Regions from separate parts of the Homo sapiens genome. Here region 2 is linked to region 1. Evidence: read pairs that join two places in POLR2A ChIA-PET (ENCODE). Cell type or tissue: K562. All regions are shown on one strand. Region 1 holds the start of ATP4A (ATPase H+/K+ transporting subunit alpha). Region 2 has its middle 16 kb from the start of LINC01531.

The links. Peaks named below come from ENCODE experiments on the same cell type or tissue, not always from the same donor. Only the 100,000 strongest peaks of a DNase experiment are listed, where the experiment ranks them.
Region 2: POLR2A ChIA-PET joins it to region 1 with 5 read pairs; 2 of 35 experiments call an interaction of 5 or more read pairs at or near these places.

The regions. Positions count from the first base shown.
Region 1 is chr19:35,560,723-35,565,722 of GRCh38, forward strand. ATP4A (ATPase H+/K+ transporting subunit alpha) reads right to left here and starts at 2,936. Exons shown (of 22, transcript NM_000704.3): 1 at 2,896-2,936; 2 at 2,662-2,805; 3 at 2,487-2,546; 4 at 1,713-1,916; 5 at 97-210. The coding sequence starts at 2,907. RefSeq lists an enhancer at 4,091-4,592. In K562, no CTCF peak of the experiment used is centred here; no DNase peak of the experiment used is centred here; H3K27me3 peaks cover 2,985 bases.
Region 2 is chr19:35,387,224-35,392,223 of GRCh38, forward strand. No RefSeq gene overlaps it. Among named protein-coding and RNA genes, the nearest start is that of LINC01531, 16 kb to the right of the region's middle. In K562, no CTCF peak of the experiment used is centred here; a DNase peak (open chromatin) is centred at 2,348.

The DNA of each region.
Region 1 (5,000 bases):
AGGCCACAGATGAGGGACAGGGGCCTGATGGAAGGAGGCTACAGGAGCAGTTTGGAGTCTCTGGGATCTGGAGTGGCTGGGTGCTGGGGAACCCACCTGTGGCACAAGGTTCTTAAAGCTGGCGATGATGTTGGTGCTCTTGAATTCCTGGTAGTAGCCAAAGCAGCCGGTGACGACAACCACAGCAATGAGAGCGATTGCCAGGTACAGCTGGGGACAGGGAAGGGGTGGGGTTATTCAGAGGGGCCGGAAGCTGCCTGCCTGAGGCCACCGACCTGCTCCCTGGTGCCCTGGTTTTCTTGGTTTTCCCCATGCTTTTCCCCACCTACTAGGAAGCTCCATGCACCATTCCCTGTAGCCTTTAGCCCCCTCCCATGTCCCTCATGTCCCACACTCGCCTGCTCTGTCTTCTCAGTGTCTTGTGTTTCTGTGTATATTTCATATCCTCTGGCCCTGAATCCTCAATCTTCCATGTCCCCATATCTGTGACTTGTGCCCCAAATCACTGTGTGCCTTGGTCTGACGTGTTCCCTTCTCCTGTGTCCCCAAGCCTTGCATTCCCCATGTCCACTGTCCCATGTCTCCTCCTGTCCCCATGGCCTGTATTCCCCGTGTCTCCAGTTTCACATCCTGGGTTTTCCATAATCTGCTGCCACCCTCTGTGTGTCCCCTGGGCCCCCTTGTCCCTGCATCCTCACATCCCCGTCCCTGCGTGTGCTGCAGACCTTGTACGTCATGGTCTGTGTCCTCTGTGGCCACGGCCCCCATGTTCTAGCTCCCCAGTCACTGTGTCCCGTGTCTCCCATGTCTGTGTATCTCCGAGTTCCCATCCTGTGTCCCATGGCCATGACTTTTCGAGCCTCTGTCCCATGTCACATGTCCCTGAGTCCCCATGTCCCTTGCCCTCATCTCTGCCATATGTCCAATGTCCCTTGCCCTGCACCTCCATTTCCTCTCTGTCTCTGTGCTTCTATGTCTCATGTTTTGTGTCTCTCTATGTGCTGTGTCCTGAGGCTTGGGTCCCTGCCCTGGTGTCCTATGTCTGAGTCCCAGGGTCTCCTATTCCCCGTGCCTCAGTCTGTCCTGTGTCTGCACTGCATGTCCTCTGCTTCCAAGTCCCATCTCTTTTTTTTTTTTTTTTTTTTTTTTTTAAGATGCAGTCTCGCTCTGTCGCCCAGGCTGGAGTGCAGTGGCATGGTCTTGGCTCACTGCAACATCCACCTCCTGGGTTCAAATGATTCTCCTGCCTCAGCCTCCCAAGTAACTGGGATTACAGGTGCCCGCCACCATGTCTGGCTAATTTTTGTAATTTTAGTAGAGATGGGGTTTTGCCATGTTGGCCAGGCTGGTCTCGAACTCCTGACCTCAGGTGATCTGCCCGCCTCGGCCTCCCAAAGTGCTGGGATTACAGGCATGGGATTACACGCCCGGCCTCCAAATCCCATCTCTTACGTATCACATTGCCATACTCTTTATGCCCCCACCTATGTCCCCATACCCAAGATTCACCCCAGTGTCCCTGTGTCCTGTGTCCTTGGGTCTGCCCCATCCATATCCCAATGTCCTTCACCCTCCATGACCCCTGTCTTGAGACTGCCTTTCGTGTTCGTCTATCCCCATCCTTCTCTGCCCCTCTTGTCCCAAGTCCCAGGCTCAGTGTCTTCCATCCCCAGGTCCCCATGTCCTGAGCCTGTCCCCACAACATGGCTCACATTGTCGTCGGTGGTGAGGTCCCCCTCACTAGCCTGGATGGCAAAGGCGATGAGGCAGATGGCGGCGGCAACCCACATGAGGCACTGCAGGCCCCCGGCCAGCTGCCTCGCGAACTTGACGTACTCTGGGGTGCCCCGTGGTGGCCGCAGTGCGTTGGGCCCATCCCGCAGCAGCAGCTCAGCAGCCAGGCTCGCAGAGAGGCCCTGGGACAGAGGGGCAGGGCGAGGCGGTCCTGGGGGCTTTCCTCCACATGCACACCCCGTGGAAAGCCCCCTGCTTCAGTTTCCCTTCTCCAGCTTGGTCTGTCCTGCTCCTTCTCATCTCTTTGTCTCTTGGTTCCTGCCCCCACCCCATCTCTCCCTCCCTCCTTCATCTCTCCCTTTGTCTCTCTCTCCTCGCTCCCCTTTCTATGTGTCTCTCTCCTGCTGCTCTCTCCTTATTTGTCTCTGCCTTCTCTGTCTTGCTGTCTCTTTTCAGCTACTCCTCTCTCCGTCTCTGTGTGTCACCCTTTCTCTCTAATGCTTTCTCCCTTCTCTCCCTCTCCCTCTCTCTCCCTCTCTCCATCTCCCTCCCTCTCTCCTCCCCTCCCTCCATCCTTTCCTCTCTCCCTCCCTCCCTCTTTCCTTTTCTGCCTCCCTCCCTCTCTCTATTTCTCCATATCTTCCTCTCTTCATCTCTCCCTCTCTCTCCCTCTCTCCATCTCCCTCCTTCCATCTCCCTCTCCCTCCCTCTCTCCTCCTCCCCTTTCTGTACGCTCCCAGTCTCCAGCTCACCTTGGTGGCACTGGTCTGGTATTTCTGTTCCAGCTCCGCCACTGACAGCTGGTGGTCGTTCTGTGTGGTGGGGTGGGGCAGGGTGCTTGCTCTGGGCTCTCCTGGCCCCCTCCCCGCCCACTGCCTGGTTCCCAGCCTACCCTCCAGCTCCCGCCCCTCCCCAGTCAGAGCTCACAATCTCCATCTCCTTCTTCATGTTCTCCAGCTTCTCCTTCCTCTTGCCACCCCCGCCACCCGCCTTCTTCTTCTTGCTCATCTTGGCAGCCATGTCCCCGCCAGGGCCAGGACCCAGCTCCACCGAGTAGAGCTCATAGTTCTCCTGGGAATGGACAGGATGGAGGGAGGGAGAACTCAGATTCCACTGCAACCCCTGTCCCCACTGCACCCCGGACCCCTGGGCCCCACTCACGGCCTTCCCCATGGTGCCCGGTGCCTGTGCTCCCACCCAACAGAGCCTGGGCCCGGACCAGTCCTGATATACCCAGGGAGGGCGGTGGGGTGGAGCAGAACCGCCCGACCACAGCTGATTACAGGCTCCTTGGGGTGACCTCTAGGCCTGGGCACCTCAGGCATTCCCTCCTGGGCTGGCCCCCCCCTCCCCTGCCCAGATCCCCCCATGTCAACCTGCCCTGAGATCAGGGAGCCCCTGGGAACCGCTGCAGCAACAAGAAGAGCAAACATAAGGTGCTCATTATGCGCTGGGCATTGTGCTGACGGCTTCCATGTGCTAACTTATTTAACCTTCCAATAACCCTTTGAGGGGACAAGACCCTTTACAGATGGGGAAACTGAGGCATGGAGGGGTTGAGTCATTCTCCTATGGCTCCATCACAGGCTAGGACATAATGGAGTGAGAACCAGATCAGCTGGCTGCAGAGTGTCCTCTTTCAGTCTAAATAGCACGTGCCTGATCAACTGGAAGAGGAGGGTGCTCCCACACTCTTTTTTTTTTTCTTTTTTTTTTTGAGATGGAGTGTCACTCTGACACCCAGGTTGGAGTGCAGTGGTGCAATCTCAGCTCGCTGCAACCTCCGCCTCCCGGGTTCAAGTGATTCTCCTGCCTCAGCCTCTTGAGTAGCTGGGACTACAGGCACATGCCACCACACCCAGCTAATTTTTGTACTTTTAGTAGAGACGGGGTTTCACCAGGTTGGCCAGGCTGGTCTCGAACTCCTGACCTCAGGTGATCCACCCGCCTTGGCCTCCCAAAGTGCTGGGATTACAGGCGTGAGCCACCATGCCCTGCCATGCTTACAACACTCTCTATGGTGGCTGAATGTTTACTGAACTCTGACTATTCACTATGGGCTGGGTGTGCTCTGTGTGTCACTCAAATGGTTTCCTTAGCATCTAACAGCAGCCCTGTAAAGCAATATTCTCTTCTTAGCCCCCATCAGGGACTTTGCAGAAGATTTCAACGTCTAAGAATTAGGGACAGGGTTCCAGCCCGGGCTTGACCCCAGGGCTTGACCCCAGAGCCTAGCTCTTCTATGGCACCACCAATGGAAAAACCCAAACTTCACTGCAGCAGCACCACACACATGCCAGGCTCTGCACGTGTGACCTCACGGGTCTTTGCAAAAAACCCTGTGCAGGCAGAACTATCATTCCTGTTGTGCAGAGGGGGAAACTGAGGCTCACAGGGACTCACATATCCAGCTACAGACTTTACAGCTCTCAACCATTCCCCGTCCCTACCCTAGATGGGGAAACCAAGGTGCAACATGGGGAAAGGATGTGTCCAAGGGTCTTGGCTTGATCTTGGTGTTGGGTGACAGATGCCAGGAGGCCTGGGGACTCCCTCCTCATCCCTCAGGTAGGGACCTCCATGGGCAGCAGCAGCGAGGGGCTGGGCCAGTGGAATGGTGGGGACCTTGGTATGTTATGGGGTGAGCGTGTCTCCAGGAGCAGGTGAGCGTGCGCCTGATAAGATAACTGCCCTGGCAATGTCCTTCTCTACTGGGGCAGGTCACCTGGGAAACTCAAAGCTGTTGGGCAGCCAGAGCTCCTCCCCGCACCCACACGGCTGGTCATCCCCAGCCTGCTAGAAGAAACCTCCAAAGAAGAGGTGGCGTGGGGCCACATGCTGTCCTTGTAGTGAATCTACTCGCTCACTGGGCTCCCATCAGCTCTGAGCCATGTATGTCAAACAGCTTGTGTCACCCCCTGCTTACAACCCTCCAAAGCCTTCCCTTCCCACTCAGAATAAACTCTGCACTCCTTCCTGCAACATCTGGCCCTGGTCACCTGTCCTGCCTCTGTTGCTGCTAGGTTTCCAGGGGCACTGACCTCTCTGCTGCACTTTGCACAGACCAAGGTCGTTCCTGCTTCAGGACCTTGGTACTTACAGTTCCTTCTGCCTGGGCCCCCTTCCTTAGATGTCTGCACTGGCTTTCTCACCTCTTTCAGGTCTCAGCTCAAATGTCACCTCTTCAGAGAGTCCATTCTGTAATACTGCACACTGTGTTCTGTTCCTTTACCCCACTGTATTTACACCTCCTACTCCAACCTGAC
Region 2 (5,000 bases), 170 kb before region 1:
ATCACACAAAGATCATTTTGTTCTTGGCTAGATTTACAATCTTATAATCTTTTGTGCCAAACTCTGACACCTTAAAATATCTAGCAGAGACAAAGATAAAACCCAGACAAAAATGTATGCTGACAATTCAGAAGACATTTCTATTTTTATTTTACCGATTATCTTAAAGCCAGCTTATTTATTAAACATTTACCTAAGTCACGTAAACTTGAAAAATGCTTGGACCCATACACTTAATTTATGAGTGCTCCTTTATTTACTGGCCAATTTTGGTACCCTGCAAAAACAACATATAACATCCAGGAACATATGTACTTGAAAAGATCCAATAGCTTTTCCTAGGGATTCTTGCTGTGAGATAGCAATACAAATTCACCAGTTTATAAACATACTCACACAGGTAAACTTTGTTTTCCCTGATAGGTAATTCAATGAAGGCTATGAACCAAAATTTTGAGTAAAGCACTTTCTATGATAGTTTTATTTTTATTTTATTTTTATTTTTTGAGACAGGGTCTTGCTCTGCTGCCCAGGCTGGAGTGCAGTAGTGCAATCACAGCCACAGCCCACTGCAGCCCTGACCTCCCAAGCTCAAGCTATCCTCCCACCTCAGCCTCCTGTATATCTGGGACTACAAGCGCATGCCACCTTGCCCAGCTAATATTTTAATTTTTTTTGTACAGAAAGGATCTTCCTATGTCGTCTAGCCTGGCTGCAAACTCCTAAGCTCAAGTTATCCTCCTGCTTTGGCCTCTCAAAACGCTGAGATTATAGGCATGAACCACTGTGCATGACCTATAGTTTTATTTTTATTTATTTATTTATTGAGATGGAGTCTCACTTTGTTGCCCAGGCTGAAGTGCAGTGGCATGATCTCGGCTCACTGAAACCTCCACCTCCCAGATTCAAACAATTCTCATGCGTTAGCCTCCCAAGTAGCTGGGATTACAGGCGCCTGCCACCACATCCAGCTAATTTTTGTATTTGTAATAGAGACAGGGTTTCACCATGTTGGCCAGGCTGGTCTCAAATTCCTGACCTCAAGTGATCTGCCCACCTCAGCCTCCCAGAGTGCTGGGATTACAGGCATGAGCCACCACGCCCAGCCTATAGTTTGATTTTTAAAGGCCCAACCTCCCCAGACTCCAAAGAACACTGAGGCCAAACAGTACCACAGAAGAACATCATGTACTAATAAGGCCTTGAAACCACCTTTGCAAAGATGATGACAGTGAGAGAAGTCTAGCATGACTGACTCCGTCTTGCTTCTAGCCTTACAGGCTGGCTGTCCTCATTATTCCTGGGCATAAGCCAAGCTAACCATTGGAGGAATTTATAGTTTAACTTTGAAGCAAGGATGATAACAATCTTTCCCTAAAACTATACCCTCCTTGCTCAGTGACTGAAGCCACATTTATAAAACTAATGAAAGGCCACAACATTAGGATTATGGGAGGGGCCTGGATTCTGTTAAAATGTAGGCATAGTTTCAATAATCTCTTACTGCTCAGGAGTTTGTGGCCAGAGATCACAAGATTCGTGACTTCCCCGATTGCTCCTATAGACAACATTGCTATTGTAGAACGTGATCGGTCTTTTGAGATGTTTTTCAGACTTTGGCACTCTGGCAACCAACTGACCCCACCTGAACCCATGACTCATGACTCAACTGGTCCTGTGGATCCCACCCAGAGGCAGACTCAGTGCACAAGAACAATTTTCTACACCCTTACAGTTTTATCCCCAGCTAATCAGCAGCACCCATCTCCTAGACCTCTGCCACCAAATAATCCATAAAAACCCTAGCTTCTGAATCCTCAGGGAGACTGATTTGAGTGATAACTCCAGTCTTTCTGTTTGGCTAGCTCTGTGTTAATTAAATTCTTTCTCTACTGCAGTATCATGGTCTCAGTGAATTGTTTTTTTCTGTGCAGTGGGCAAGAAAAATCCTTCAGGCAATTATAGCCCAACCTGGCTTTGAACAGCAACATAAAAACCTGGATACATGGAACTCCATCCCACTTTCCCATTCAACAGCAAAATGAGACCCATGGAGGGGCCAGAGCGTTGCAAAAGAATATCCATTGATCAAATTCTCGTTTCTCACAACTATATTGACACACACACACATAAACAAACAATTATCAAAAGCAATTCAACTGCTACAGCAACAAACAAGCCCCAAGTGTGTCCATACTAAAACAGCTGGGGTGCCTTCCTCTCTCAGTTGGTTTTTAAAGGCCAAACCAAACCTTTGGTGGGCAGAAGCCTAGGGAGTGGGTTCTGCTAATTGGTTGGGGGTAAAACTGTAGGGGTGTGGAAAATGGTCCTCGTGCACTGAGTCTGCCTCTGGGTGGGAACCACAGAACCAGTTGAGTCATGAGTCATGGGTTCGGGTGGGGTCAGTGCGTTATCAGAGTGCAAAAGTTGATCTTGTTCCATCTGCAAACAGAAATATCTTCTGAGTTTCCCAAATCAAGAGAAGCCCTCTGGTACCCACCAGAAATCACTCACATGTCCAGACGCAGTTGTGCACACACACAATTACTAATGTCAACAAAAAGAGTCAAACTCTGTAAAATATTTGAAGAGATTTATTCTGAGCCAAATATGAGTGACCATGGCCCATGACACAGTCCCCAGGAGGTCCTGAGAACATGTGCCCAAGGTCGTTGGGGTGCAGCTTGGTTTTATACATTTTAAGGAGGCATGAGACATCAATCAAATACATTTAAGATATACATTTGTTTGGCCCAGAAAGGCGATACAACTCAAAGCAGGGTGGGGCTTCCAGGCTATAGGTAAATTTAAACATCTTCTGGTTGACAATTGGTTGAGTTTGTCTAAAGACCTGGGATCATAGAAAGGAAATGTTCAGGTTAAAAGATTGTGGAGACCAAGGTTCTTTTGAAGTCTTACAGTGGCTGCCCTTAGAAACAATAGTTGACAAATGTTTCCTATTCAGACCTTTAAAAGGTGCTAGACTCTTAGTTAATCTCTTCAGGATTGGGAGGGCCTGAAAGAAAAAGATCTAGCTATGTTAATAGAGATTCTTTACAGATGCACATTTCCCCCCCACAAAGGACAACTTTGCAGGGCCATTTCAAAATATGGCAAAGAAACATGTTTTGGGGTAAAATATTATGACTTTCTTCTTTGTCGTGTAATGTTATACCAGAGTAAGATTGGAAAGTAAGTCACAATATGTAAGTTAAATAAAACCCATCTGGGCTGGGCATGGTGGCTCACGCTTGTAATCCCTGCACTTTTGGAGGCTGAGGCAGGCAGATCACCTGAGGTCAGGAGTTCGAGAACAGCCTGGCCATTATGGTGAAACCCCATCTCTACGAAAAATACAAAAATTGGCAGGGCGTAGTGGCAGGCACCTGTAATTCCAGCTACTCGTGAGGCTGAGGCAGGAGAATTGCTTGAACCCAGGAGGCAGAGGTTGCAGTGAGCTGAGATCGCACCATTGCACTCCAGCCTGGGCAACAGAGTAAGACTGTCTCAACAACAACAACAAAAATCTGATGAGAATTTATGGTTTGTAGAGCATGACTTCTCTAGACCCCTTAGATAGGAATTTGGGCAAGATTTTAAAAATCAGAGCTTAGTTCTCACTAACAAGCCCCAAGAGTGTCCAAACTGAAACAGTCATGGTGCTTTCCTCCCTCCATCATTTGGGCTTATTCAACCTGCAAATGGAAATTCCTTAGAAAATTCCCAAATTGAGAGGAGCCCTTCCTGCTGTCTGGAACCCAGAAAAGACACTCATCCATCCAGACACAGATATCAAATTTCAAAGTCTGTTCTTCCTAGGCAATCAGCAATACATTTGGGGCTGGCAGCAGCAGAGCCAAAGAGAAAAAGATGGAAACCCACCTCCAGCCAAAAAAAGGTCAGACAGCTGTACAGGGGGCTTCTGAAAGTCCCAGTCTGCAGCAGCTGAGCCACAAGCAATGTGTTCCCAGGTAGGGAACCAAAATCTGTTACTGAAATGCCAGGGCTCCAGTCTAGGTCCCGTTGCTCACTGCACAGAAAGCCAATCACCAAGACAATGAGTACTGCCTGGGAAGAAGGCTTTAATTGAGTGCTTTAGCCAAGGAAAATGGGGATCAGTCTCAAATCCATCTCCCTAGTCAACTAAAATCAGGGGGTTATACAGCAGGGAAGAAATGTAACTACATGTGGGAAAACCAGAGTTAGGGAGAGGTAAGGAAGAGGAGTTGGTCAAAGGAATTAGGGAGGGATAAGGAAATCAGGAGGGATGAGGGGTCTGGCATCTCATTGTCTGGATGCAGTGATCTGGTGAGTTTCAATTCGTTGATTTCCTGTGGCAAGAACTCAGATAAGACAAATGCAGGCTTCAAACTTTAAGACCAGGAGGGGGCCAGGCACAGTGGCTCATGCCTGTAATCCCAGCACTTTGGGAGCCCGAGGTGGGTGGATCACGAGGTCAGGAGATCAAGGCCATCCTGGCTAACACAGTGAAACCCTGTCTCTACTAAAAATACAAAAAATTAGCCGGGTTTGGTGGCATGTGCCTGTAGTCCCAGCTACTCAGGAGACTGAGGCAGGAGAATTGCTTGAACCTGGGAAGCAGAGGTTGTAGTGAGCCAAGATCGCACCACTGCACTCCAGCCTGGGCAACAGAGAAAGACTCCATCTAAAAAAAAAAAAAAAAAAAAAAAAAGAAGGGTGAATTTCTACGTTGATCCAAAAGAAGCATCTATGGGACAATCAGGCCAGTTTCATGAGGAATATAAATTGGATCCTGTCATTGCCCTGAATAAAACTTTTCAATGGCTTTCCATTCTGGCCTCCTCCTCACAGCCTTTGAGGCCCTGCCTCTCTCTCCAAGCTTCTCTGGGGCCATCCCCAGAGAAGTGTCACTGACATCGCTCTTCTGGCCTGGACTTCTCTCTGTCCCTTGAGCAGGCCAAGCTCTGAATGTCTGCATGCACCATGCCTTCCACTCTTTACCTGGCTAGTTCCCCACT